2 separate regions of the Homo sapiens genome follow, and region 2 is linked to region 1. Evidence: chromatin loops called from intact Hi-C (ENCODE). Cell type or tissue: PC-3. All regions are shown on one strand. Each heading gives the region's core, and the rest is flanking DNA. Links, peaks and the distances in the headings are about the cores only.

What was found. Hi-C counts contacts between places; a loop is a spot of excess contacts. Peaks named below come from ENCODE experiments on the same cell type or tissue, not always from the same donor. Only the 100,000 strongest peaks of a DNase experiment are listed, where the experiment ranks them.
Region 2: a loop joins it to region 1, with 15 times the contacts of the local background. A loop is called at or near these places in 2 of 110 quality-filtered maps.

The regions. Positions count from the first base shown.
Region 1 is chr1:72,616,821-72,632,820 of GRCh38, forward strand. All of the region lies in intron 3 of LOC105378797 (a long non-coding RNA gene), which reads left to right. Among named protein-coding and RNA genes, the nearest start is that of LINC02796, 140 kb to the right of the region's middle. In PC-3, for the core only: CTCF peaks have their summits at 6,574 (motif pointing right) and 6,780; a DNase peak (open chromatin) is centred at 6,611; H3K4me3 peaks cover 372 bases.
Region 2 is chr1:73,090,799-73,106,798 of GRCh38, forward strand. It overlaps the pseudogene KRT8P21. Among named protein-coding and RNA genes, the nearest start is that of LINC01360, 210 kb to the right of the region's middle. In PC-3, for the core only: a CTCF peak has its summit at 9,607; no DNase peak of the experiment used is centred there.

The sequences.
Region 1 (16,000 bases), core at 3,154-11,153:
TCTTCCCCCCTCCCCCCCGCACACACACAGACTTCACCACTACATCTGGGTGTCCTTATGCAATGCCTACCTGACACACCTGGATGGTGCAGTCTTGGAGCTGGTTAACCTGGATTCCACAGATTCAGCACTCTATGTTCATTCTATGAATATCCTGAAATTATGTTAACATTCAATGTATATAATACAGTGATACATAGGTTTTTCTTGTGAAGATGAACCAGAGCAAGTAGTCAGATATTCAGTGCAGTGCATCGTCCTCCCAAAAGGTTAGAAACTAACAGATTATAGGATCAAGCAATTCAATTTATAAAAAATTATTATTATACTAACTTAACTGTATTCAAATTGTTTTGTCCTGGAATAGTGACCTACTTAAAGTGCTAAGTGCATAAAGGCAATCGTATCATGGTGTCTGTTATATAATACTTTATACATTGCAGAATATTACATGGAATTGCAAATATAGATGGCAAAACTTGTAGTATGGACTTTTCCTGTGAGACTTACAAATAAAAATTCTGTATCATTTACAACAGAGACAAGAATATTTAACAGAAAATAATAAATTGTTTATTAATAGAATTGGAGGGCATAGTCTGTAGACCTGTTTGATTCAGCTAGACTCTATCTTTTAAAGAAGTCATTTTAAAACAATAAAACTGGAGATTAATGAAACATTAATTTCAATAATACTTTATTTTTTAAAAAACAGCAATGACTGTTTGTTGTTTTATCAAAATTTCAAAACTTTTATTCTTTGTGAATCCCTAAAATGCACACTTTATAAAATGTTAATTTAAATTCTCTACTGATAAATGCAACTAATCTTTTAAATGCTTTTTTAGATAAACAACACTACCAGATGTCTGCCTTTGTCAGTAATTGTTTCAGTATATACCTATGTATACATATATATGTTACATATATATGCATATATGATATTGAGCACTATTTTTTAAAGTGTTTTCATTTTACAGGGATGAAGGTATTGTTCCTCTTATCTGCAATTTTTTCCTATAAGCGCATAATTTTTAAAGCAAAGTATTTTTGTCCACTTCTGAATATGTTGCAGTTTGGGAGTGAACAGGAAGCTTTTCTCCCTCTTGGACCCATTTGGCTTTGCATGTTCAAAAAGGAGTATAATAAAAAGACAGTGCAAGTGATTTTGAATGAGTTTGACCTTAACTTGAGTCTTTCCTGAGATGTGCAGTCCTGTTTCTTTTTTTTCTCATTCTTTTGACAGATATAAGGTCTACTGCGTTGCAGATGGCAAGATTTCCTATGATTGACTTAGGCAGGGTGTGAATAGCACTGCAAAGCAGGAGAGAGAAGTTGAGCTTTCAAAGTGACAGTCTGGTTACAGACTGATTGAAGACGTGTATGTCCAAGCATGTACATAATGGGCTTGGGGAAAGAAAAGGAATGAGAATGGAAAAAGGAACACAGCGCTTGTGTTCATATTGATTTCTTTCTTTTTATGTGCATTATTGCCAAAGCATGAGAAAAAACCTATAATTCAGGTAATCTGGCTCTATCTTAATGTGAGAAATAAAATAAAATTTGTGTCAATAGGTATGGGATTGCAAATTTAAGTCTAATGAATATATATTTAAATAAGCCCAGGAAAAAATGCTCAAGATCACTAATCATTAAGACAATTCAAATTGAATTCACACTTAGACTTCACGACATACCTGTTAGAATAGAGAAAACCGCCGGGCACGGTGGCTTACGCCTGGCCTGTAATCCCAACACTTTGAGAAGCCAAGGCGGGTGGATCACTTGACGTCAGGAGTTCGAGGCCAGCCTGACCAACATGGTGAAACCCCGTCTCTACTAAAAATACAAAAATTAGCTGGGTGTGGTGGCACGTGCCTATAATTCCAGCTACTGGGGAGGCTGAGGCCGACTTGCTTGAGCCCGGGAGGCAGAAGTTGCAGTGAGCCGAGACCACGCCATTGCACTCCAGCCTGGGTGAAGAAGCAAGACTCCGTCTCAAAAAAAAAAAAAAGAAGAAGAATGGAGAAAAACAATGACTGACTATGCTTATTGACGAATATCTAGAGGAACTGGATCTCTCAAATATTCCTGGTAGGAATATACATTGTACAATTATTTATACAAAGTGTTATTCATATAATGATACAAAAAACAGTGTGGCAGTTTCTTAAATAGTTAAATGTAAACCTGCTGTATAATATAGCCATTCTAATCCTAGGTATTTAACTTTTAAGAAAAGAAACATTATGTTTTAACAAATGCTTGTATACAAAATTTATAGCAGCTTTCTTTGTGTTAGCCAGAATTTAGAAAAGAAAAAGTCAACAGGTTAATAAATAAAAAAACTTTGGGCATATGAATATAATGGAATCTACTGAACAATAAAAATAAATGAACCATTGATAAATTCACTTATATGAATCTCTATTAGTTGTCATAACTGAAAGAAGCCAGATTAAAAAGAGTAAATACTCTATAATGACATTTATATAAAATGCAACTAAATATGTAATATTTATATAACATACATGCACATACGGAAACTAATTTACAGTGACAGAAAGCAAATCAATAGTTGCCTGGGAAGCAGGGAGGGACAAGGTTGGAATTACAAAGGGCCAAGAAGTAACATTTGGGAGTTATGTATTTGTTCACAATTTTGATTGTGCTGATGGTTTTCTGGCAATATACATGTTTCAAAACTTAAATATATAACCTAAATATGTACCTTTTATTTGTATATCTATTATATCCCTAAAATATGGTGAAATTTGTAAAACTTGATAAAATGTGATGAAATTATATTGTTTTCTGAAAGCTATCTAGAGATAGTGTAAAAGAAGATGCCTGGGGGAGAAAAGACAAGAAGACCAACTGTGTCATGTAATAGTTTCCAATCCTGAAATCATTTGGTGGTGTGGGTGCTTTATGATTGAATAGATACAGAGCCACTCCCCCTAATATTTCATCTCAGTAGTTATAAGAGCTTAGAATCTGTGGGGTCCTGGGGCTTTGATAAGAAAGGTTTTTAAATCACATATGCATATCACCCTGCTCTTGTTCATTAGAAAATACTCCTTCAGGTACAAAAGCTGACAGCTAATCCATTGGGATTCACTCTAATCTTAGTGTTCTCTCTCTTTGGTAAGCTAGTATTTTCCAAATTCTTAGGTATTTGTAAAGTGAAAACAAAGGTCAAAATACATAGAAAAAATTATTTAAAAAATCCAAATCATACAAAAGATTTGATTCAAACTTTTGACTCACTGTTGTCATAGCTTCATACTATTCTAGTGATTGTCTTTGGATAGATACCTACTTTTCAGCCTAAAAGAGCTAACATAACTTCTAAGACCCATGGAGTCAAGTTGTTAGTTCTTAGATCCTGATCTATTTCTAGTAGAAACTCCAGCTTTCAATAGTAAAGTACAGAAAAATCTTTTGGAATACAACTATTGGTCAAATTGAATTCCTACTGCAAAATGTATAGATGAAAATAAAATTGCGAGATGTAAATGGAAGAGGATTTATTCATCCAATAAACTTGTATTTGTTGGTAATCAATTATTTTGCAGACATAGGTGTTGTGGCTAGAAAAACTATACTGAACAACATAAAACAGCCACTGTTAAGAGGGGAGGATTCTAGAATTTTAGATGGAAATAGTAAATCTGCCTCCATGTGATTCAGATCTAGAGATAAGCAGAAATATTGAGAAAACGTAGAGCACCCAAAATCAACAATACACTTACAGATGAGGTTATCTTGACACTTCATGGAATTCTTTCGGAAAACTTGAGAGGAAAATTAGGACATTTTATCTTTTCCTGAAAGAGAACTATGAGCTCAGTGTAACAATGACTTTGGAAAGTTCATGTACAGTTCAACATGTATAAATAAGATATACTCTAATGGCTTGCAAACTGGAAAAAAACTCTCTGAACTAATATAGTGTATATGCCATGGTGATTTTTCAATTTAGTAAAAATATTTTAGCATTTTTACTGCATGATTGAAAAAGTACTTTTCATTTGACCTGTTTTGCACAACTCATATTTTTCTTACACATTTTCTTTGGAGACTTGCAGTGTTTTAATGTCAGGTATCCACCTTTCTGTATTTATTTTTCTCCAAAAATCAAAATGGTTTCTCCTGTACAAGAAGTCTCTTTGATGAAGTCTCCAGTCAAATATTTTTTTCCATTCCTATAATCAGTTTGCTTATAATTAAACTTTAACAGTTCTTTATATATTTTGGATAAAAGTCCATTATCAGATATGTAATTTGCAAACATTATTTATCAGTCTTTGGGCTTTTTCATTTTCTAAACAGTGTCTTCAGAAGATCAAAATGTTACAATTTTATATAGTCCAATTTTTCAGACATTTCTTTCAAATATCATATTTTGGTGATGTAGCCATGAAATTTTTGCCTACATAAAAATCAAAACAACTTTTCCTCTGTTTGCTTATTGAAGTTTTATAATTTGGGGTTTTACATTTAGGTCCATGACCTATTTTGATTTTTTTTTTTCTTGGTGGTAAGAGCAATGTATCAAAGTTAGTTAATTTTTTTTTAAATATTAATATCCACTGAATGAAACAACTCTTATTTTTTCATTGAATTACTTTTGCCCTTTTGTCAAAAATCAGTTGTCAATGTATGAGTTGGTTTATTTTTAGATCTCTATTTTGTCCCCTTGATTTATTTGTTGATTTTTATGTCAATCTCATATTCTGGGTAATTGTGGTTTTAAAATAAGTCTTCAAATTAAACTTTCTTGGTCTTCCAACTTTGTTCTTTCTGAAGTTGTTTTGGCTATTCTTTATACTACTATATTAATTTTAGAATCAGCTTATCAACTTCTACAAAAAGGTGTGTGAGAACATTAATTAGGGTGGCATTGAAGCTATGGATCAATTTGAGAATTGACGCCTTAACCATATTGAGTTCTCCCAACCAATGAACAAGCTATATTTCTCCATTTATTTAGGTGTTCTTTCATTTCTCTCAGCCATGTTCTGTAATTTTCAATGTATAAGTTTTTCATTTATTCTATCTTATTTATGCCTATTTCATATTTTTAACATAATATACGACTTTCTTAATTCTAATTTGAATTTTTTCATTGTTAGTACATAGAAATGAAATTCACTTATGTATATATTTATCTTGTATCTGTCAAACTTGGTAAACTCACATATTAGTTCCCATGGCTTTTATTTTCATATAACTCATTTAATTTTCTACATAGAAAAATGTCATCTGTGAAAAACAATATTTTGCTTCTTCCTTTCAAACTGGGTAACTTTTATTTCCTTTTTCTTTGCTTATGGCACTGGCTAGAACCTCCAGCCCAATGTAAAAATAATTGGTAAGAGTGGACATCTTTGCCTTCTTCCTAATTTTAGCAGTAAATAATTCTCCCATATTAAGTTTCCCATGAATTAATATGATGTTAGCTATATGGGTTTTGTAGATGTCCTTCACTGGGCAAAGAAAGTTCCCTGCTGTTCCTGATTTGCTGAGAGTTTTGAATGGGAATGAATGTTAGATTTTCAATCTCTGCCTATTGAGATTATCTTGTGGGTATTCCTTTTCAGTTGGTAAATAAAGTGAATTAAATTAATTTGCTTCTGAATGTTAAATCTGCTTGCATTCCTGAGCTAATACCCACTTAGTCATCATATTTTATCTTTTCTTTTTTTTTTTTTTGAGACAGAGTCTCACTCTTCGTGCCCAGGCTAGAGTGCAGTGGTGCGATCTCAGCTCACTGCAACCTCCACATCCAGGGTTCAAGCGATTCTCCTGCTTCAGCTTCCCAAGTAGCTGGGATTACAGGTGCCCGCCACCACGCCTGGCTAATTTTTCTATATTTAGGAGAGACAGGGTTTTGCCATGTTGGCCAGGCTGGTTTCAAACTCCTGACTTCAGGTGATCTGCCTGCCTTGGCTTCCCAAAGTGCTGGGATTACAGGCGTGAGCCACCACACCCGGCCTATTTTATCTGTTTTTATCTTATCTTTGTTGAATTTGATTTGCTAACACTTTGTTAAGAACATTTTTGTCTATGTTCATGATAGATATTATCCTGAAATTTTCATGTAAAGTCTTTTCCTTATTTTGGTATAAAGGTGATGGTGACCTTCTAGAATGTGCTGAGAAGAAATTTCCTTATGTTTAATTTTCTGGAAGAGATTATGTAGAAGTGGTATCATTTATTCTTTAAATGTTTGGTAAATCCACCAGTAAAGTTATATGGCTCTGGAATTTTCTTTTTGAAAACATTTTAGGCTACAAATTCAATTCCTTCATTTCATAATCGGCTCTCAGATTATCTGTTATGTGTGTGTGTGTTTTATTTTAAGTGAATTGTGGTAGTTTGTGTCATTCGATGAATTTTCCCATTTCATCTAAGTTGTTGAATATTGGCATAAATTTGGTCACAATATCCTCTGCTTTTCAGCTTCAAGGTCATCCTTTTAAAAGCTTTCATATGGTTCTGAATCTGAGACTCAGTAAACCTCATTTCTGTTTTAACAGGTTATCTTCCTATCAGGATCTGCCAATAGAGGGCACTAGAAAGAAACTATACAGCAGCAGGAAGAAGGCTTTGCTGTCATTATATGCTTCCTACTTGCTTTCTGGTCCTGTCAATAACACCCGCCAACATTTCTTTACAGTGACAGTTGATTCCACACTACGTTTTCCCCAGTACTTACTAAACCAGATTTGAAGCCTGTCAGAGACACCAGAACCAGCTGACTGATGTATGCTTCTCATAGGTCCGTATGCCAGACCCATAGGGCACCTCCTCTGATCTTAGCAACGCCAGTCAGAGGTCTGAATTTCAGCTCCAGAGAAGCCCTGCTCCAAGTCACTAAGTTCTAGTAATTTAGAACTCTTCCATGGCTAGTGCTGCTCCCTGCAGATGTTACCTCACTGACCCCGTGGTGTTGTTCCCAATTTGTCTTCTGAATTCTTCAATCTCTAGTTAATAATTATTTGTATTAAATTATATTTCTTACATTCACTGGGATGGTTTTTGTATTCTACCTGCACCCTAGTTAATGTAATAACTATATATTTATTTCTACTTTATTCAAATTTTTATGTTACTTTTAATCTATTTATAGTTGAATTAGTTACCAAAGGAAGTCTAAGCAAAATGAAACTATTTTATTTAGTTCAAATATATCTGATGTTTCTACTTCCATGCAAGGAAAGAAATGGTTTGACATTTTTCAAGCTTTTGTTTCTAATATGGCACATAAAGCAGTCTACTGAAAAACAACAAGAAAGTATGAGTAAAGATGGCTAAGCACCCTTGTTTTATTAGTCTGGGTAAAGCACGGGCTAGACAACAGACATACTTTAATGTCCTCAATGTTAGAATTCATGATTGTATTAAATCAGACTCCCGAGTTATTCATGAAATTTGATTTGAGGACTAAGTCATGATGAGAAAAAAGAACCACAATTGACATATCGTTTGATTGCATCTAATTTCCTGGTGATGACCATGATTTGCTTATATTTGTAAGATTATTGCAAAATCTTTGGTATTCATTGTTTTTCTTAGCAATTTGGGATTTTAGAAAATATAAAGGTAGCATTATAACATTTGTATTTCCTACTCTGGTATTGTGTAATATTTTGCTTGAAATCTAAGTGTGGGATTGTTTTATATGGCAAATATATAGCTTGAGACACATATTTTCTTTCTTTCTAGAGATCGTAACCCCCTCGTTTTCTTCATATGTCTCCTAAATATACTCATATCAACCATGTCACATCACGTTAGATGTTCCTGGATAATTTCACTTTCATTAAGGAACAGTATTGAAGCCTATATCCTCAAAAGTGTATGCAACTGCTTTTGTCTCAACAAGAGGTAAACTGGCTGAACATTTTAGATTAACTTTGGAGGATAGTCACTGTTATTTGAAAGAAATTCTATATTGCTATAAAATTGTATTGGAAACTGCTTTAGCTTAGCTGCAAAACCTGGGCTAAAACTCAGGGCTGAAAATATTACTGTGCTGATTCATCACCTGAGCAGAGCAGAAATCATAAACATTTATAGTTTACTTCTCATAATCATTTGATTCCATCACTTCCCATTTGTAGACTGGTAATACTGTTGTGACAGAAACAAATATACTTGATGAAAGGTATATACTTGTTGAAAAGCCTTTCTAAAGAAAACTTTCAGCAGTAACAACAGTATTGCTTCTACTCTGCTTGTAGAACTCTTATAAAAAGTTCAGTTTTTATCATTCATACCTAGCATTTGCTGATCTGTGTTATTTATTACATTCCAGGTACAATCTGTATTATCCCCTTATTGATAGGACTGTATCATGTCTCTTTATACCACTCTCACTTCTAATATGGCTCTGATATGGTAGGCGCTCAAAAATATTTTGAATGGTAATGATATTGAATACTTTAGGCATGAAAACAGTTCATCTATTTCCACCATGGATTTATTCAAACAAAAAATTACTAGGTTGAGACTTCTTAAAATTACTTAAAGATGAATGGGACAAATTAAAGATAGAGCTTTCAAATTTCTTTAGTATTTGACCCACTGTTCCCTAAGAAGGTTTTTAAAAATTAATGTTAACACAACAAACACAACTATAGAAAAACAGTTAGCTTTTTTTCAAAGTCATGAACTTATATGTAATAAGAGTCAAATGCAACTACTTCTTTCAGGAAACAGATATTTCAGGATGAATATCACTGTACTATTTATAATTCATTCCTGTGTGTCTGACTGGATAATTTGTATTTATTCTTGGTTATTCTGAGCTGGGGAGGCATCAATGAGAAAAATACCAGCCATTTTCTACTATTGGTCTTTCTTTCCCTTTTTAAATATCTTTCTCATTTCTGTTTCCTTATTTTTTCACTTCTTATCATTTCATTTTGTGTGCATTCACTGTTCATTTTCCCCAACTAAATGCATTAATCATGTCATTCAAGGCTTCAAAGTTTGACTAACACTTCTATTTATATTTAAGATGATTATTATTAATATATGTATGACCAAGTAACAATGTCGTTACTGTTGCCAATACCATTGTTGTCATGAAATATTTAGTGTCTTTGGGAGATACCAAGAGTACCAGACTAGTAATAGATATATTCCTTACCACTGTCATAAAGTAGCTTCCAATCTGTTTGAGAGATCCAAGTCACATAATAATAGTTGTTCATATTTATTGAAAATATGCTATGTATCAGAAACAGATCTAACAATATTTTTGTATTCATGTACACATCACAAAACTCTACTAGATAGATATTATTATTCCCATGTTATAAACTCAGAAGTCTAAAGGATCAAAGAAAGGAAGTAATTTGCTCCAGTAGACACAGATAATAAATAATAGAGGCAAGATTTGAACCCAGGCAGTCTGGTGCAAGAGCATTAATTTTGGCAATGAATGTGATTGCACTAAAAGACACATAAAATACATTTTCCTAAGGTCTTTATGGTTTAATATAAAGTAATAAGCCATCAGAGATATGGTAAATCTTTGTGAGTGTGCTTCTGCTTTTCACATTATTTTACTTGCTTTATTTCCTTGTTTAATATAGGCAAATACAGGGAATAAAGAAAAACCTGAATTTATTTTCCTGCCAGTTGTTAATGTCAGAAAGATCCAGTCACATATTTCCAAAAAAGAATATGTTCAAGGGTTGCAAAGTAATTAAAAACTGTAAGTTAGCTGTAGGATAGAAAGGTGCACCTGTTTTTGGCTTTCATGAATGCGTGATTCATTTTATGTGAAAGAAAATGTGCAGCGTACTCACAGCAAAAAAAAAAAAAATGAGAAAAGAGTACATTATATAGAAAGTGTATTGGCCAGGCGCGATGGCTCAGACCTGTAATCCTAGCACTTTGGGAAGCCAAGGCGGGTGGATCACCTGAGGTCAGAGTTCGAGACCAGCCTGGCCAACATGGTGAAACCTCGTGTCTACTAAAAATACAAAAATTAGCCGGACATGGTGGCAGACACCTGTAATCCCAGCTACTCTGGAGGCTGAGGCAGGAGAATCTCTTGAACCCGGGAGGCAGAGATTGCAGTGAGCCAAGATCGCGCCATTGTACTCCAGCCCAGGCTGGCAACAGAATGAGACTCGGTCTCAAAAACAAAAAAAAAAAAGGAAAAGAGAAAGAAAGCGTATCATCCTCAGAAAAAAATTCATTGGCAGCCCTCACAAGAAAGTTCTATTAGGTTCTTTTTCTTGACTGTAGGTGCTCCCCAACATAGCTGTCAGACCTCGGTAACCCCTATGCAAGTAATTTCAGCTCAGTGGACTAAAATGAAGTAGTGACTAAATAAAAACAGAAACCTAATTATTGATATTTTAATATGTACAAAGATATGATTCCTACCTGCCAGTTCTTTACAATAGCACAAAAATACTATTTACCATTATTAGCAAAAATGAAATACTCCAAGGTTGTCAGCTCAAAACCTATTAATATTTGAGTAGTTGTTGCTATATATTAACATGATACTAAAGTGTTTGGTTAATTTATTAATGATTAAAACTGTCAAACCAACTTCTTTTTACTTTTAATGAGAATTATTTTAATGGGAATTTATAAGTTAGGTGAAGTTTAATGTTTTCACCTATTCTTGACCTTGGATTAACATGGGAAGGTGAAATTTTGCTTCCGTTTTGACCTATTGTAAAACATTTTCATTTGTCTATATTCTAGTGGATCTTATATAAACCCTCATTCTGTAGTTAATAAAATCTTAAAAATGACTGACTTTGCTTAGTGCTTAAGTTTAATGATAAATATTTAGAATGAACAGTACCAATTCATACATGATAGTCATTATTGAAACATGTTCCCATGTATATTACAACTCCTTGCCTAAAGAACATAGCTCAATCTTTATCCAGGAGTTGTGAGACGAGTGCTTGTGCTATTCCTGTCAAGAACGGTTTCATCACTTTATGGAATATTCTACATATATTTTTAAAGTTCACAAGATCTTTTGCTAGTTCCTCAAGTTTCAACCTTTAAACCTTTCTATCTTTACTATAGACTGAATGAACTGTATATATTTTTTTCTTCCAGCCATTGTCCAAACTCATGTGAAATCGAAAATTAAAAGTTGTAACACTCTTTGAACATTTTACTGCCCATAATTCTCCTTGCACAATATATGCTGATGAATTTTCTGCAGAATGCCATTCTCAATAGTGGGGAGAAGTTTATACAAATTCTCTTGAAATTATATTTGAAAAATAACACTCTAAATTCTGCTGAAAGACTCTCACCTTTACTAAAAGTGTTTTTTCTTCAGGTCTACCTTCTATTCTCTGGGAGCACTGGTAGAAAACTTAGCAATAGAATATCTGTGCTTGCTGTCATGCTGGTGTTTTGTTTCATTTATTTTCACCAGATAACAGAACTATAAAATAATACATTATTAAGATAAGACCTAGTAGTAAGGTTCACTTCTCAATGTTATTTAGGCATATTAAAATCTAAGAAGCTTTGCATTAATAACTTTTTGAAATTATCTATAGACTAGTAAACACAAAAAACTCTTTTGGGTTGTGTTTTTAAACTTTAGAGAAAAAAATTCAATATATATTTTTGTGTTTGCTCTTTTAATACAATGATCTTTTTTCTTGTTGTCATTCAGACACTTTGAAGGTTTGATTAGGATGCCTATTTTTAAATGAATAATTTCAATTTTAGGACAATGTTAGTTTTTGATAAGGTTTGAAATGACTGAAATCTGAAGCCTGGACTGTGCCTTTAGTATAAAGGATCTTAAAACTTTTCCTCTAATCTGTGTAATTTCATAATAAATTCGTTCACAAAAATGTCTGTTAGTTGCTACTCTCAATAGAACATTGGAATTTTTATTCACATCTACATTTTAAATAATATTTTGTTCAACCAAAATTCATTAGGCTAGTCATTTTAAAAATCTTAGGGATTTAAAACTTCTAATCCTTTTTGTTCAATTTATTTTTATTGAGTAAAATTACATAATCAACCAGTGAAAGTGAAAGTTTAATTTCTGTAAAACTAATTGTAAAACTAAAAAATAGTCTAGGCTTTTACTCTTAATAAAGATTTCCCTTACTCTAAGTAGAATTGTGTATCATCAAAAGCATACAATCCTAAATTAATTGCAACTAAATTCAGTTAAAATGATTTGAGTGCCTATCAGAGTATTTTCCTATGATTCTTGTTTAGCTCTTATAATTTCATTAAAATGTTGGTATTTTTATCCCCATTTACAAATGAGAAAACAGGAGTTCAGGGAGATTGGAGGGGGTTAGAGTGCCAACCCTCATACATTATACCGCAAGTCTTAATTGGAAAGCTGTACCTACTAGCATCAAAACCAGTGACTGGTTCCATCTAGAAGCGTTTTGGGATGGCTCACTGATTTATCAAAAATGTCACATCATAGGGCACCTCAAACCATACTGACTGAGTCTGTCAGTCTAAGGATGGCTTAATTTCATAAAAGCTTTCATAAAAGATATAATTTGCAATTCAAAATTGGGTTCACCTTTTCTAATTAGGTGAAATTACAGTTGCCATATCATAATTAAAGGTTATGTGACAGACAGGGGTGTTTATTTGGATTATATCAGATTATTTTTCTAGGCTTCTGAATATTATAGCTTTTGAAGAGCATGGATTTTAAAACCTTCTGACATAATATCTGTTTTTATTTAGGAGTAAAGCTGTTCCCTCTTTCTGAACTTGAAATGCAGCTATGATTGTCTATATTATGAGAATCATATTCAAATGCATTTCTCTTTCAACCAAACTGCCTAAAGGTATTGATGTCAGAATATTTCCCTTCTAATAAGCACATGATGTTTCCCAGAGATGCTATGAAAAATATCACTGTGCCTCAAACTGAATTAGAGTAATACCATTTAATAATGCTTTTTAAAATGCCTCGAATCATACATCATAAAAATATTGAAATATAGAGGTAATATACAGGAATTGCATTGCCAAAAATGTCTTATAGTTTTTGCCCATTGGAAAGTGAAAAATGTATGACAAAAAAAATCTGCCAAAAATATGAGAGCTTAGACCTTGGTGTTCCTCCTGGCACCAAACTCCCATAAATTTGAACAACCTAGGGGCAGTGTAGAGTAGTTGCAAAGAATCTACAGTGAGATTGCCTACAGGATGAACACGAAAGGCTTGTTTTTTGCTATATTTTTCCCCCTACAAAATATGCAAATGCATAGGGATGTTGTAAGAATTCAGAGTTAATAAATATAAATTACCCAAAATATTGTTTAACAAATAGTTTGTTCTCATAATTATCTCTCTTTTGGACAGAGAATATGTGATAGAAGTTTTGCTTACCACACTTCTTTGAAGTTAATTAAGACAATTCATCTTTTATTAAAATTCTTTATCTCTCAGGTTTCTTTAAAAATATTCTTTTTGGTACCATGTGATTTGCGAGTAACTAAATTGATCTCAGCATTACGTAACTCTTATCCCTTCAGCTTTTCTTGGAGTTTAAATCAATATTTTGCCGTTAGTTAATAAAATAGATTTAGCTCAGGGTTGGACTCTAGTGACCTCAACCAAAACACTTTAAATCTGTAATACATTGATTATATTCCTTATTCCTTACAGACATTTCGTTGTAAAACTTATCTATGTCAATATTTTAATATGTTTAATTATTTAAAATATAAGCAGTAAAACTCAATTTCTACTGGATTATATGGAAATACGATTCATAGCACAATGCATTCTGAAACTCAATAGCAATGAGAGCAATAGAATAAATATAATTTTAAGACTTATAGGATTCATATGGACACTTTCTTCTTCCATTTATTCAAATGGAGATGTATTGAGAATATACCATGTGTAAGACACTGCACATTTAGCATATTATTAACTTTAGCGCTAAGCTGAAATATCAGAAATGTTTAAAATGTCACTGAAGTTTTCCTTTGTTTGGTATTTTGTGTTTTAATTCCTTATCATAAGGTTCTTAATGTGCTTTATTCCATTGTAAATATCAAGTAATTAATTACTTAAAAGTGTTTTCCTTGGGATTATTTTATACTAACATATTATAGCAACCATTTTTATTCAATCAAAATATTTTATTTATATGTGATACTCTAAACAGTTTTTTTATATAAATGAACAGCTACTTTCTCTAAATGATTTTGCCATGATGGCAACTGAAGCACTCAATAGCAATACCATGCCAAGGATGGCACTGGATTATTATGCTAACAGAATTTTTGAAATAATTAGATTATGAAGATGCTTTGTCTTTTCTAGTTGAGAGATTTGTATAACATTGCTAAGTAAATTATTCTGAAAATATTAACTTGTATACTTTAATCAGTTATTTTCCACTGACTCTCTTATCACTGTTTTACAATCTTCCATCATATACATGTTTCAGAATTGCCTAATTTGATTCTTACCAATTCACTGATTATCTTCTGTTTTGAATTTCATTTCATGTCTTTTTCTGCCATCTTTCTGATTTTGTGGATGTGTTTCAGTACATGGGTTACAACAGACTGAAGAAGTAAGAGTCATTTAGGTCAGAGAAGCTGAACTATCAAAGAATATGATTTAGGAGTGTTACCCTTTATTTCTTGCTGTTTTGCAAGAGTTCTCTAACTGCATATAGATTCTTAGGACATTTGTGTCATTTTGATTTTCAGAGAACGTGTTTAAGTTGGGCTGTGTGTATATGTAGAGGACATCATCAGCAAATTCTTTTGTCTGAGTTGCTAAGTGAGTTTAGGGCTGGGGAAACAAACCTGGCTGGGAATCTGTCACTTGCAGATCTATACTATGTCACTTTTTCCATCACTGTGGATGGGTAAGTGTAAAAGAGTGTCAGAAAATAGATTGCTTGGACCATGTTTTCCTTAGAATATTGAAGTTGCCTGGAGAACATTTTAGTTTGTTATTGGAACAGAGCTATTAATTCAGACATAGCAAATAAAACGTTATAGCATCCAAAGCAAATGGAGGAACTAGCATAATAAGGCCAAAGATATAGTTATACAGTGGCTCCTACCAATTGTAAAACAGCGTCTACACACAAAATTTGGGGATAACAACAGTTAACTGGGAGAGTGAAGACTAACCAAACACTATTGCTTGAAATGTCTGTGTGACAATTTGGCAAAGTTTTTTGTTTTCATGATCTGAGTAATTTGCTCAGTTTTACATTTAACAGATAAATAGAGTTATAAATTAATTTTTGATTTATAAAAATACCTGCTACTTTTAATAAAACATGCAGATATTGCTTTCAGAAATGAAAAGGTATTCATTTATAAATCAATATCTATTGCTTATAGTGGTTAATTAAAAAGTGACTAATGCTTTAAAAATATCATTTTACTTGAAATATTGTAATCCTGTTTATTTTACTAATTTATAAATTTGGCCTTATTATATGTATACCTAATATGTGCAACTGAAATTATTGGTTATGTTAAAAATTCTCCACACCATAAACCCAATCCCAAACCATACTAAAATTATTTACTTCATGAAGTCACTATCTGTATTCAACATCTTCAAAAACGTATTTCTGAATCTCAAATTTAATTTTATAAAAAATTTTAAATTTATATCTTGTCAGGCTTATTTTTTCTTTTTAGAAATTTATTCTTACCTCCGAAAAGTATCTGTTCTCCAAGGTAAACCAATCAGCTGCCTACCCAACTCCATGCAGAAATATTTGAAACACCTAAAAACTTGCTGTAAATTTGGTTATATATTCTCTAATTGTTGAAATAGGGAATATATTAAGCTTGCTGATTTTATTAAGCTGAGTGAACAAGAATACCTAATGTTATAAGAAGAAAAAAGGTGACTAAAGCGTAGTATAAAACTAATTTGATAAAACTAAGAAATAAGGTTGTCCATAAAGAAGAAAAGAAATGTACCTGAACATTGTTGATCAGGAATAAAC
Region 2 (16,000 bases), core at 5,293-13,292, 480 kb after region 1:
TAGTCTCTAATGATCCTTTAAATTTCTGTGGTATCCATTGCAATGTCTCCTTTTATATCTCTGATTCCATTTATTTAGGACTTCTGTCTTTCTTAGCCTGGCTAATTTGTTGATTTTGTTGTCTGTTATTTTGTCTGTCTTTTCAAATAACCTACTTTTGTTTTATTGATCTTTTGTATTGTTTTCTTATTTTAATTTCATTTATTTCTGTGCTGATCTTTGTTTCTTTTCTTCTAATTTTGGGTTTGCTTTGTTTTTCTCTTTAAGATTCATTGGTAAGTTGTTTATTTGTAATTTTTCTACTTTTTTGATGTAGGCACTTATGACTATAAACATTCCTCTTAGTACTGCTTTTGCTGTAGGTCTAGGTTTCCATTTTCATTTGTTTAAAGAAATTTTTAAAGAAATTTAAAATTTAAAAATTTAAAAATTTCTTTAAAAATTCTGGTATGTTTCAATTTTTGCTTTCTATTTTTTTTACATCTGTTGTAGGTTTTTTGATTTGAAATTACCATGAGGTTTGCAAACAACATCCTATAACCCATTATTTTAAACTGATAATAGCTTAATGTGGATTGTACAAACAAACAAGCAAAGAGAAAACTGACAGAAATTCTACACTTTAACTTCTTCCTCCCAACTCTTGACTTTTTCTTGTTTCTATTTATTATACAGTTTATTACCATAAAAGTTGTAGTTATTACTTTTGGTAAGTTTATCTTTTAGTCTTCCTACTCAAGATATGCAGAGTTCACACACCACAATTATACTGTGCAATAATCTGTATTTGTCTGTGTACTTACTGTAACTAGTGAGTTGTCTGCCTTCAGATGATTTCTTATCTCTTATTAACATTCTTTTCTTTCAGCTTGAAGAACTCTCTTTTTCATTTCTCATAAGGTAGGTCTGGTATTCATGAAATTCTTCAGTTTTTGTTCGTCTGAAAAAGTCTTTATTTTTTCTTCATGTTCGAAGGATATTTTCACTGGATATAACATCCTAGGATGAAATATTTTTTCTTCAGGACTTTAAATATGTCATGCTATGCCACTGTCTCCTGGCCTGTAAGGCTTCCCTGAAGAAATTTGCTGCCAGATATGTTGAAGCTCCTTTACATGTTTATTTCTTTTTTTTACTTTTATTTTCTTTTGCTGGTTTAGGATCCTTTTTTTTACCATTGAGCTTTAGGAGTCTGATTATCAAACGTTTGAAGTAGTCTTATTGGGTTAAATCTACTTGTTGTTCTATTGCTTTCTTATACTTGAATATTGAAATCTCTCTTTAAGTTTGGAAAATTCTGTTATTATCCTTTTTAATATATTTTCTACCCTAATCTCTCTCTCTACCTCCTCTTTAAGGCTAATAACCCTTAGATTTGCCCTTTTGAAGCTATTTTCCACATCTGGTAGATATGCTTCTTCATTTTCATTCTTTTTTCTTTTAACTCCTCTGTGTATTTCCACATAGCTTGTCTTCAAGTTCATGAATTCTTTCGTCAGTTTGATGAACGCTGCTGTTGAGAGACTATGATACATTATTCAGTTTGTTCATTAAAGTTTCTATCTCCAGAATTTCTACTTGATTGGTTTTAATTATTTCAATCTCCTTGTTAAATTTAATTGATAGATTCTGAATTCCATCTCTATGTTACTTTAAATTTCACTGAGGTTTTTCTAAGCAGTTATTTTGAATTATCTGTCTGGAAGGTAACATATCTCTGTCACTCCAGAGTTGGTCCCTGGTGGCTTATTTAGTTTGTTTGATGATGTCATGTTTTCCTTAATGGTCTTAATACTTGTGGATGTTTGTTGGTGACTGGGCATTGAAGAGTTAGGTATCTATTGTAATCTTTGCAGTCTTGGCTTGTTTGTACCTATCCTTCTTGAGAAGGCTTTCCACATATTCAAAGGAAATTGAGTGTTGTGATATAAGTCTTTGGTAACTACAGCTGTATGTGCATTAGGGGCCACACAAGCCTAGTAACACTGTGACTCTGGCAGACCAAGGTACCACCTTGGTTATCTTGGGTAAGATCTAGAAGCATTCTCTAGATTACCAGGCAGAGTCTCTTGTTCTCTTCCCTTACTTTCCCCCTAAAGAAATAGAATCTCTCTGTCCATGCTGAGCTGCCTGGAGTTGGTGGAGGGGTGTAGCAACCACTCCCATGGTCACCACCTCTTGGACTGTGCTGGATCACATCTGAAGCCAGGAGAATACTGGGTCTTGCCTAAGGCCTATGACAACTATTTCCTGGCTATCACTGATGTTTATTCAAGCCCCTAAGGCACTTCAGTCAGTGGTGATGAATCCTGTCAGGACTTGGTCTCTCTTTTTGAGGGAGTGGGTACCCTTCTGGCCCAGTACTGGTCTAGACATGCCAACCAGGAGCTAATGTCTAGGATTGAGAACTTTGAGAATCTGCTGGGTGCTTTTTTTTTTTCTTTTTTCTGTGACTGAGCTGGTACCAAAGTTGCAAGACAAAGTCCTTTTTACTCTTCCATCTCCTTTACTCAAGCAGAAACAGTGTCTCCCCATGGCTACCATAGCTGGAAATGTGCTGGGTCATACTTGAAGCCAATATAGTGTTGGGTCTTTCCTAAGTCCCATGGTGGCTGCTGCCTGGCTACTGCTGATGTTTATTCAAAGCCCAAGGTCTCTTTAGTCAGCAGGTCATGAATTCTGCCAGGACTACTTCCCTTCAGGGCAACGGGTTTCCTTCTGGCCAACGTGGGTCTAAACATGTCATCTTGGAGCTATGGCCTGGAATGGGGACTTTAAGACTCTGCTTGGCGCTTTATTTTACTGTGGCTGAGTCAGTATCTAAGGTGGATGACAAAGTTCTCTTTATTCTCCCCTCTCATCTTCTCAAGTAGAAGAAGGAGTCTCTCCCAGAGCTATAAGCTGCACTGCCTTGGGTTAGTGAAGGGGTAATGCAAGCACTCTTTTGCCTTCCCAGCTGGTGTTTCACTGGGTCACATGCACCCCAAGTTCACTGGCTCTGAGCTCAAGACAGCACCAAGACTTGCTCAGAAATTACAGTCCCTGTGGCCTGGGTTGTCTTTAAAGTTTAAGGCCCCAGAGCACTATAGCCCATGGTGGTGGGGCTAGCTGGAACTCAGGTTCTGACCACTGGGATGGACAATGTCCCTCTGGCTAGAACTGGTCATGATGCTCCCTCCATGGCCACTGGCTGAATTCTGCCTGGCATTACTTTCCACTGTGACAGAGCAGCACTTCGTTCCAATGCAAAGTCCCACAGGCACTTTGCTCTACCTCACACACAGAGATTCTCATTATAAGCCATGCTGTACTCCCAGGAGATGGGGAGTGGTGGTGTAGACAATTAAAGACTGTCTTTTCAACCTTCTTAAGTGCCTCTTTTCATGACATGATGCCAAAACCAAGTACTGTGATTGCTTACCTGATTTATGCTTCTTAAGAAGGTGCTTTCTTGTATTGATACTTGTACAGTTTGGTGTTCCTGTGCGGGGAACAATTGCTGGGTTCTGTTTGGCCATCTTGCTCTGCTGGTCTTTGACAATAACATTATTTTAATTATAATTTGTAAATATATGGTTTCTTTTAGACATTTTAATATAGGAAAAAGTTTTTCTTTTAGAAATCTAACTGCAGTTTCACTTAGTGTTTATAGAATAAAAAACAGTAAAATGTCGTTAATTATAATTTTAAATTTGGTATAGAAGCTATTTGTAAGGAAACATGACTTAAAGTCATCTAGTCTCTTTACATTTTCCCATTCTTTGACAATTATTTTGCCTATAATGAAACAATAATATTTCTTTTAGTCACTAATACTTATTTTTATCTAAACTTCAAAAACATGTAACTTGGATTTCATAAAAACCAATTTTTATAATACTTTATATAATTAAAATCTGAGGTTACATTAACAAATACCTGCTGCATAAACATGTTTGGGAACAAACACATTTGTTTATAGGTGAAGATTCAACTCAACTCATGAGGGTAGAAGTGTGCTCAAACATTACCCAGCAGTCTAGAGTTTTTGCTAGTCTGTTTCTACTCTGGCCATCAAAAGATAACTCTAACTGAACTTGATCTCCTGATACAAACAAGAGAAAATGGAACAAACTATGTAAAACCACTCTTTCAGAAATTGTACAACATGCAGTATAGGACTATGATCCTTACAGGAGAAAAATAAGAGAGGTTAACTCTATGATCTCTCTGGCTTTCTACCTGCAGTCAACAGAGAATCACATGAATGGTATACTAGTCACATAGGGTTGAGGAAAAAGACTTTAGAGTTTGGGGAGATTGATGTGACGGGGATTTTTGGAACAGATGGTGAGAGATAAATGAGCTATGTAGAAAAAGAGCTCCAGAAACATGTATATGAATTTCCTTAAGTGTTTTGGCCAAATACTAAACCGCACACTTACAAGGTAGAATATTACAAGGATTGGCAAGAAACAGTTCTAGAAGAAAGACAAACTACTGGAGAAATGAGAGATAAAAAATCTTGAGAGTTCACACTTTTGAACTGGTCAGAGTAGAGTTTTCATTGAATGTGTGATACATTTAGTAGAAACCTCCGAGTACAGAGATTTTCAATTAGAGGTAATATTGCCCTTTAGGGATGTTAGAGACAATTTTGGTTTTCACAATTATAGGGTGTACTACTGGCAACTTATGGATAGAGGATAGAGATGTCACTAAATATCAGTAAATGCAATGCACAAAACAGCCTCCTACAACAAAGAGATATTTAGGTACAATGTGAAAATTACTGATGTTGGGTAACTCCATCTTGGTAGTACAGCTAAACTAGCCCTGGAGTAAAGGTTACTGAGATGTTCCCAAAGATTAAAATTAAGCTGTGAAAGGAAAATCCAATTCAATAGTATATTTACTGCCTATCAAACAGAACACTGTTTAAAGAAAGACAACATAATCAGAACACAAGGCAATGCAATAATCACAATGTCAATCATACAATCAAAAATTAATCAGTGTGTGAAAAAGCACAAAAATATCTCCCATAACTCGGGGAAAAAATAAACATTTAATCTGAAGTGTTAGAAATGAAAGAGATGATGGAATGAGCAATCAAGAACTTTAAATATGCCATTACATATATTCTTTAAAATGTAAAGAAAAATATAAGCATAATAACAAGATTAATGAAAGGCATAAAAATAGAATTGCTAAGGATAAAAAATACAATATCTGAAATTTAAAAATTAACTAGATTGGACAAACTGCTGATAAATAAACCAGTGTCGAATCTCAAAACATGTTTAGTGAAAAAATAAAGCCAATATGAAAGAGCCCCTAGATTAAAATTTGTATAGTTCCATTCATATGAAATTCTAGAATAGGCAAAAATAATTTATATGGACAGAAGGAAAGTCAATGCTTGACTGAGGGTAAGGATATATTGGGAGATTGACTGCAAAGCAGTATGAGGGAACTTTATTGTATTATAGAATATTTTTTATTATGATATTTACACAGGTATGCCTATATATGTCAAAACTCAATAAACACTATACTTAAAATGGATTCATTTTACTATATATGACAAATAAAGATGAAAATAATGAGAAAGAGACATCTTGTAAATTAACCTTACAAAATGCCTTCCAATGTGAAATGGCAACATGTGACAATCATCTTAAATAAGAGCCTGTGAAGTAAAACAAGTGATCATTAACATCTTCAAAGCATTCTTCTGGAAATAGATTGATGAGTCCTAAATTTTCATTAAGGTACTTGCAAAGGCTAAATCATAGGGAGGTAAAATATATAATATGTAAATAAACCAACTTGAATATAGTCACATTTTAAAAATAAACATTTGAATCTGAACAGTCATGGACACTGGGAATTTCTATTTCTGATTATGTTATACCTTCAGAGAACATTTTTACATATCTTGATGTGTGTGTGTGTGTATTTGTGTGTGTGAGAGAGTGTGTGTGTGTGTTGGGAAATTCTATTAGCACAGCTTTAAATTTTCCTTGACTTAATTTTATCATCACAACATTATCTGCTTTCATTTCAGGTGCTTCAAACTTATCAGCCATGGTGATGTGTTTAAAGCAAAGAATGTCAGAGATAAATAGCATAGCAGGCCTCTGTATTATTGTCAATAACACTGAATGTCTACATAAACCGCAAAATTAAATGACTTGAAATATTACAAAGTACTGTGTTTGCATAGGCATCAATTGGACTTAGAAACAGGAGTCCCAGAGGGGATTAATTTGCATAACATTTACATTGCCACTCTTGTCAATTAGCTCAGACATAAGCCAACTCAGTAGACACATATGGGGCCAAACTAAAGGAAAATATGTCAGTTAATTTTAGCTTCCATAACTAAAGGCACACCTAGAGCACTGGGGAGAAAGGGGAAAAATAGAAAGGTCAGACCTAAACTTAATATTTTAAGTGTTTTAATATTTCAAAACACAAATCATATTTTTGTATGTGTGTGTATGTGTGTGTGTGTGTGTGTGTCTGTTTTCTTTCCTTCAAACCTAAACCAAGCCTGTTCAGAAGCACAGATAGTTTTTATTGTAAAGTTGCTTAGCCATACTTCTATGGAGCAAAGCATCCCTTTCAAACTCTGAAAATGGATCACTAAATTCAGTTTACCAAAAGTTGGCATGTAAATTTTCAAACAAATGTTGGCAACATCCACATCTATTTATGTTTCAGTTAGATTGATTTTTTTATTCTGCTAGAAGATTTCTGATACATACATTATAAACTTGTGTAAAATTCGGGAACTCAATTTAGAAACCTGGTAAACAATTTTTATTTCAAAATTTAGAATAGAAAAGCAAAATTTATCACTTGAGAATAAATTCTAAAGTTCTCCATAAAGCATTCAAAGCAGTTTACCTCTCTAATAGAAACAATACAGAGTTTGCAAGTCCAAATGCAATCATGAACATTAGACATAGATTTTGTTTCCCTGCAATATCATAAACTACCAACTCAACCTTAGCATTACCAGTTTATACATTCTCAGTGTGCTTGCATTTCCTATTAAAGCTTTGAAAATTTGTATATACATTGAAAGAGAATATGATGCTTACGAGTCCAAACATCATTATGTTATTGTTACCCAAGGTGAGAATATGATTTCATATGTATGATTATTACCTTATTTTATGTCAGTGATGTCAAACCAGAAACTTTTGTTCTTTTTACTCCCTCTGCATATATGTCATCTCCTTCTATCTATCCACTTTAACTTTCTGTGAATGTCTGCCAGGTTAAAGACCCAGCTCAGAGTCCCTGCCAAATTCTTTCCTTTGTCATGATGAGGGGAATGAATTCAACTGACTGTTATCTGCAAATAAATTTAGAACTAGGAGCCATCATCAGCTGCTGTGCTAGAATGCCTGTTTAATGGCAAAGGCCATAGCTTGTATCTTTACATGCCTTTAAGGTAGCATATTGCTTGGAATATAGAAAATGCCTAATACTTATAACAACAAAAAAAGAATTAATAAATAAATTACTCAATTCTAGTGCATTTATTTTGTAAATAAAAGAAATATACACAAGTATCTAAATAACTTGCAGCTATTTAGTGATAAAGCTTCATAAGAAAAATTCTTTAATATATTTTTCTTCCCTTTAAAAATTTATAAATATAGCAGATATACAGAGGAGTGCTTATATATTATACTTAACAGATATAACAACAATATAATATATATACCAAATAATATATCTAATCATGTTTTCAAAATAAAAATTTTATTTACTTGTGAAATATCTAAGCTCATAAAATAAAAAAGAAATAAACATTTTAAAATTCTTCTTAGTGTACCATCCTGATTACATTATCTCCCCTACCTGAAAATGTTTGTACTTTTCTGAGTTTGTATACATCAGTTTCATGCTTTTTCTCTTACCACAGTTTTGCAAAATATACATATTCCTAAATAGTACTTTTAAATGTAGCCTGATTTTTAAATGTATATAAATGGAATTATACCTCATCTTAAATTGGGAGGAAATATTCATATTGATTTATGGAATTCACTCATTTTTATTGTTCTATGCTATTCCATTGTTTCTCATTTACTCTCACCATTGATTGATATTTTGATTGTTTCCAGTTTTTAACAAATACAAACAACAATGCTACAAATATTCTTATAGAGATTTATTAGCACACAAGTGAAAGAATTTCTCAAGATATGTTAGAAATAGAATTACTGAGTCATAGAGTACACATAATATTTATCTTTTGGGTAAAATAATGTATAATTTAATTTTTCTCAGTCGTATTAGACTTAATTCTTACAGAAATAAAATTTTTACTAATGAGATAAAGAAGTAACCACAAATGTTTCCGTTTAACGTGGAAACCTAAATTCAATATAAATTACATTTTCAGAAATTTTCATTTTGAATGTTTGTAAATCTCAAGATCGCTGTTTGTGAACAATGTTTATATATGTTTTCTTTTTTCACTTCTTGACAAAATTACCCATATACTTTTATTTTCAAAAATATTATTTGAGAAGCACCACGATGGTTGACTAGAAGCAGCTGGTATACACTGCTCTCACAGAAGAGACAGAATAGTGAGCAAACACTAGTTCTTCTAGTGGATCATCCAAACAGCCACATAGGGATTCATCAAGGAAGCAATTGCAGCTAGTGCATACTGCTCTCAAAGAGAGGAGATGCAGCTAATCACTCCAATTGACCATGGCTCTATATTTCTCTGGGATGGAGCCACCAGAGGCAACTGACAGGTTCTCTGCCATTGCTGCTACCACAATCCTTGCCCCTGCTGCCCCCAAGCTGGGGAGCGGACAAAATGCCTGAGATTATCCCAGGGCAGCAGTGTGTATCTTGTGAGTGCTGAGCAGAGATCCCTGGGCAGTACTCAAGCAGGAGAGGAGCCCACTCTCTCAGAGAACTGAGAGGGGTGAGTCACATGCGCTCATGGGGAGCCATGGGAGTAGGGTGTGCCTCCTTCCACAGGGCTGGCCTGGAAAAAGTATGGTCTATCTCCCTGCTGTGGCCTCTGCCCACAGGAACCCCATGGCTTGGAACACCTAAGAAAAGAAATGCAGGTGTAGTGCTAGTGATCAAATGGGGCTGATACATTCTGGCTGTGTCCCTACCCAAATCTCATCTTGAATTGTAGCTCCCATAATTCCCACATGTTGTGGGAGGGACCCAGTGGGAGATAATTGAACCATGGGGGCAGTTTCCCCCACATTGTGCTTGTGGTGATGAATAAGTCTCAAGAGAGCTGACGGTTTCATAAGGGGTTTCCCCTTTTGCTTGCCTCTCATTCTCTTTTGCCTGCTGAGATATAAGATGCGCCTTTTGCCTTCTGTCATGATTGTTAGGCCTCCCCAGCCACATAGAACTGTGAGTCCATTAAACCTCTTTTCCTTTATAATTACCCAGTGTCGAATATGTCTGTATCAGCAGCATAAAAACGAACAAATACAGGGACACCCCCAAGGCCCAAGAGTCAACCTCATGAGAGGGTCACCTCTCTCCACAACACACCACAGAATAGGGCTGCAAACACCAGGAAATATAAAAAAGCCATCCAGCTGAGTAAAAGCCTAATTACAAGCAATGACTTTTAAGCACCATCTAGTGAATCAACGCCCAAACTACAACAATAAAAATACGTTGCTAATATACCCTACTGTGAAACCAAAGGCAAAAATGTGGCCACAAATTAAGACTCTACCCAGAGCCTCAGCCTGCCAAAAACATCCAGAAATAAAGTCAACTGACTATACTCAACTTACACCAGAGTTAAAAGAGCACTAGCACTCTAAGAAGAGAAAGAATCTGTGTAAGAACTCTGGTAATTCAAGAAGCTGGTGTCCCCATACCTGCAAATGAGTCCACTAGCTTCCCAACAATGGTTCATAACCAGTCTGAAATAACTGAAATGACATATAATTCAGAATCTGGGTGGCAAGGAAGCTCAGTAATATTCAGAAGAAAGTGGAAACCCAATCCAAGAAATCCAGTGCAATGTTTTGAGAGCTAAAAGACAACATAACCATATGAAGAATAAGCCAAACTAAACTTCTAGAACTGAAAATTTCACTACAAGAATTTCATGATACAGTCAGAAGTATTAACAGAGTAGAGCAAGCTGAGGAATGAATTTCAGAGCTCAAAGACTGGTTCTTTGAATCAAGTCAGTCAGTCAAAATTATAGAAAAAGGATTTTTTTCTTAAATGAACAAAACATCTGAGAAATACAGGATTATGTAAATAGACCAAATCTATCACTCACTGGCTTTCCTGAGAGAAAAAGAAAGAACATAACAACTTGGAAAATATGTTTGAGGGTATAGTCCACAGAAATTTTCCTAATCTTGCTAGAGAGATTGACATGCAAATCCAAAAAAACAAAACAAAAATACAGGAAAACCCTGCTAGATACTCTACAAGATGACCATCCCCAAGGCACTAAGTCATTAGTTTCATCAAGGTCAATGCAAAAGAAAAATCTTAAAGGCAGCAAGAGAGAAGGGACAGGGAACTCCATCAGGGTAGCAGCAGACCTGTAGCAGAAACCTTACAAGCCAGAGAGATTGGGGACCTATTTTCTTGTGTTTTTTTTTTGTTGTTGTTGTTTTTGACGGAGTCTCGCTCTGTCGCCCAGGCTGGAGTGCACTGGCACAATCTAGCCTCACTGCAAGCTCTGCCTCCTGGGTTCACGCCATTCTCCTGCCTCAGCCTCCCGAGTAGCTGGGACTACAGGCGCCTGCCACCAGGCCTGGCTAATTTTTTGTATTTTTTAGTAGAGACAGGGTTTCACCATGTTAGCCAGGATGGTCTTAATCTCCTGACCTCGTGATCCGCCCGCCTCAGCCTCCAAAGTGCTGGGATTACAGGCGTGAGCCACCAACGCCCGGCCATGGGGACCTATTTTCGGCATGCCTAAAGAAAAGAAATTCCAACAAAGATTTTATATCCTGCCAAAATAAGCTTCAGAGTAAAGAAGAAATAAAATCTGTCTCAGATCATCAAATGCTGAATTTGTTTTGACCAGACCAGCCTTACAATAGGTCCTTAAGGGTATGCTAAACGTGGAATAGAAAAATGACTCCTGGCCAGGCGCGATGGCTCATGCCTGTAGTTCCAGCACTTTGGGAGGCCGAGGCCGGCGGATCATGAAGTCAGGAGTTTGAGACCAACCTGACCAACATGGTGAAACCCCGTCTCTACTAAAAATACAAAAATTACCCAGGCATGGTTGTGTGCACCTGTAATCCCAGCTACTCAGGAGGCTGAGGCAGGAAAATCGCTTGAACCCAGGAGGCGGAAGTTGCCGTGAGCCGCGATCACGCCAGCCTAGGTGACAGAGTGAGATTCTGTCTCAATAACAACAACAACAAAAAAGTAAGAAGGGAAAGAAAAATGATTCCTGCTACCACAAAAACACACTTAAGGACATAGCCCACGGGTACTATGAAGCAATCACACAGCCAAGCCTGCATAAAAAAGAGCTAACAACATGATGATAGGAGAAAAATCTCACATATTAATACTAACCCTGATTGTAAATGGGCTAAATCCCCCCAATTAAAAGTTATAGAGTGGCATACTATATAAAAAAGACAAGTTCTAATCATCTGCTATCTTCAAGAGATCCATCTCAAATGTAACGATACCCACAGGCTCGAAGTAAAAGGATGAAAAAAGACATACCATGCAAATGGAAAGCAAAAAAAGAGCAGGAGTCACTATTTTTATACTAGATAAAACAGATATTAATCTAATAAAAATTAAGGACAAAGAATGGTATCTCATAACGATAAAATGTACAATCCAACAAGAAGACTTAACTATCCTAAATATGAATGCACCCAACATTGGAGCACTCATATTCACAAAACGAGTTCCTCATGGCCTAAAAAAAGACTGAGAAAACCACACAATAACAGTGGGAGATTTCAACAACCCACTGACAGCATTATATAGACCACCAAGGCAGAAAACTAAACTCTGGACCTAAGCTCAATACTTCATCAATTAGACCTAATAGACATCTACAGAACACTCCACCCAAAAATCACATAACATACATTTCTCTCATCTGCACATAGAACATATGCTAAGATCAACCACATGCTCTCTCATAAAGCAAATCTCAATAAATTCAAAAAAATAAAATCATATAAAGCTCACTTTCGAACCACAGTGAAATAAAAATAGAAATCAATATTAAGCAGATCTCTCAAAACCACACAAATACATGGAAGTTAAACAACTTGCTCCTGAATAATTCTTGTGTGAACATTGAAGGCAGACATTTAAAAATTTTTTGTCATTAATAAAAATAGTAACTCAACAAACAAACATCTTAGAGATGCAGCCAAAGCAGTTAAGAGGAAATTTTATAGTGCTAAACACCTTCTTCAAGAAGTTAGAAATATCTCAAATTAACAATCTAACTTTGCACCTAAAGGAACCAGAAAAAAAAGAACAAACTCCCGCTAGAAGAAGAAAAAAAATTAACTAAAATCAGAACAGAACTGAGTGAAACTGAGATGCAAAAAGTCTATATAAAAGCCCAATGAAACCAAGAGTTGGTTTTCTGAATAAAAATAAAGAGTTGGTTTGAAGAATAAACAAGACTGATAGACCACTAGCTAGATTAACAAAGAAAAAGAAATCCAAATAGGCACAATAGAAATGACAAAGATGACATTACAACTGATCTCACAGAAAGACAAAAGATTCTTAGAGACCATTATAAACACCTCTATGCACACAAATTAGAAAATCTAGAGTAAATGGATAAAGTCCTAGAAACACAATCTCCCAAGATTGAACCAGGAATAAAGTGAAAACCTGAACAGACCAGTAACAAGATCTGAAATTGGATTAGTATTTAAAAACTTACCAACCAAAAAAAGCCTAGTACCAGATGGATTCATAGTTAAGTTCTACCAGATGTACAAGGAAGAATTGGTATCAGTCCTACTGAACTCATTCCAAAAAAACTGGAGAGGAGACTTCTCCCTAACTCATTCTACAAAACCAGCAACATCCTGATGCTAAAATCTGGCAAAGATACACCAACAAAAACAAAAAAACTTCAGGCCAGCATCACTTATAAACATAAATGCAAAAATCATAAACAAAACACTAGCAAACACAACAAAACAATGGATGTAAATCCAGCAGCACATCAGAAAGTTAATACACCAGAATCAAGTAGGCTTTATTCCTGGGATGCAAGTCTCATTCACCATAAAGCAAGTCAATAAATTTGATTCACTACATAAACAGAATTAAAAGCAAAAGCCATATGATCATCTCAATAGACACAGAAAAGTATTTTTATAAAATCTAACATCTCTTCATGATAAAAACCCTCAACAAACTAGGAATTGAAGGAACACACCTCAAAATAATAAAAGCCAGACAGTAACAGTCATCTGTAACAAACCCATCACCAACATCACACTGAATGTGCAAAAGCTGGAACCATTCTCCTTAAGAAATGGAACAAGGATGCCTACTCACACCAATTCTATTCAACATAGCACTGTAATTCCTAGCCAGAGTAATCAAGCAAGAAAAAAAAAATGCAAGGCATCCAAATAAGAAGTCAAACTGTCTCTCTTTGCTGATAAAATGATTCTGTACCTATAAAACCCCAAAGACCCTGCCAAAAGGCTCCTAGGACTGATCAACAGTTTTAGTACAGCTTCAGGACACTAAATCAATGTACAAAAATTAGTAGAATTTCTATGCACCACTAATGTCAATTCTCAAAGCCAAATGAAGAATAAAATTTTATTTGCAATAACTAGAAAAAAAAAGAAATACCTAGGAATACATCTAACCAAGGAGATAAAAGAGCTCTACAAGGAGAACTGTAAAACGCAGATACAACACAAATAATCAGAAAATCTTCTATGTTCATTGATTAGAAGAATCAATATTATTAAAATGACAGTACTGACCAAGAAGCAGCTTCTCCTCTCCTTCTGGAATCTATGCCTGGTTCAGCCTGCCTGCCTCCACTCCTGCCTCCACCATGTCCATGAGGGTGACCCAGAAGTCCTACAAGGTGTCCACCTCCGGCCCCCGGGCCTTCAGCAGCTGCTCCTACAAGAGTGAGTCCGGTGCCTGCATCAGCTCCTCGAGCTTCTCCCGAGTGGTCAGCAGCAGCTTCCCGGGTGGCCTGGGCAGAGGCTATGGCAGGTCCTGTGGTATGGGAAGCATCACCACTGTCACCGTCAACCAGAGCCTGCTGAGCCCTCTTAACCTGGAGGTGGACCCCAACATCCAGGCCATGCGCACCCAGGAGAAGAAGCAGATCAAGACCCTCAACAACAAGTTTGCCTCCTTCATCAACAAGGAGCAGCAGAACAAGATGCTGGAGACTAAGTGGAGCCTGCAGCACAGAAGATGCCTCGGAGCAACATGGACAACATGTTCAACAGCTACATCAACCTTCGGCAGCAGTTGGAGACTGGGCCAGGAGAAGCTGAAGCTGAAGGCAGGGCTTGGCAACATGCAGGGGCTGGTGGAGGACTTCAAGAACAAGTACCAGGATGAGATCAATAAGCTTACAAAGATGGAGAATGAATTTGTCCTCATCGAGAAGGATGTGGATGAAGCTTACACGAACAAAGTGGAGATAGAGTCTCACCTGGAACGGCTGACTGATGAGATCAGCTTCCTCAGGCAGCTGTCTGAAGAGGAGATCTGGGAGCTGCAGTCTCAGATCTCAGACACATCGGTGGTGCTATCCATTGACAACAGCCTCCCCCAGACATGGACGGCATCATTGCTGAAGTCAAGGGGCAGTACGAGGAGCTTGCCAACTGCAGCCGGGCTGAGGCTGAGAGCATGCACCAGATCAAGTATGAGGATCTGCAGATGCTGGCAGAGAAGCACAGGGATGACCTGCAGCATACAAAGACTGAGATCTCCAAGATGAACAGGAACATCAGCGGGCTCCAGGCTGAGACTGAGGGCCTCAAAGGCCAGAGGGCTTCCCCGGAGGCTGCCACGGCAGATTTCGAGCAGCATGGGGAGCTGGCCCTTAACAATGCCAACACCAAGCTGTCCGAGCTGGAGGCCGCCGTGTAGCAGGCCAAGCAGGACGCAGCGAGGCAGCTGCAGGAGTACCAGGAGCTGATAAACTTCAGGCTGGCCCTGGACGTCCAGATCGCCTCCTACAGGAAGCTGCTGGAGGGCAAGGAGAGCTGGCTGGAGTGTGGGATGCAGAACATAAGTACCCATACGAAGACCACCAGCGGCTAGGCAGATGGGCTGAGCTCGACCTATGGGGGCCTCACAAGCCCCGGCCTCAGCTACGTCCTGGGCTCCAGCTTTGACTCTTGGGCGGGCTTCATCTCCTTCAACCGCACCAGCTCCACCAGGGCCATGGTTGTGAAGAAGATGGAGACCCTCGATGGGAAGCTGGTGTCTGAGTCCTCTGACGTCCTCCCCAAGTGAACAGCAATGGCAGCCCCTCCCAGACTATCCCTCCTGCGGCTGGCTGCCCCAGAGCCCGGGAGGGAGGCTGCTGTGTAGGGGAGCACAGGGAAGAGAAGACCCACCTAAGGCTCAGCCCTGGACTTCAGCCCACCCGTTGGGGGAGTTCCTGCCTGGGGTACCCCCCTTGCCCATGCCTCCAGCTACATAACAATTCAATTGGTTTTTTGTTTTTTTACAAAATAAAACCTCAGCTAGCTCTGCCAACTGTCAAAAAAAAAAAAAAAAAAAAAAATCAATACTACCCAAAGCAATCTACAGGTTAAACACTATTTCTATCAAAATACCAATTACATAATTTGCAAAAAGGGAAAAAAAAATAAAATTTATATGTAACCAAAAATGTTCCAGAATAGCAAAAGCCATCCTGAGCAAAATACAAAACTGAAGAAATCACATTACCTGACTTTAAATTATACTACAGAGCTGCAGTAACCAAAACAACATGGTACTGGCATAAAAACAGATATAGACA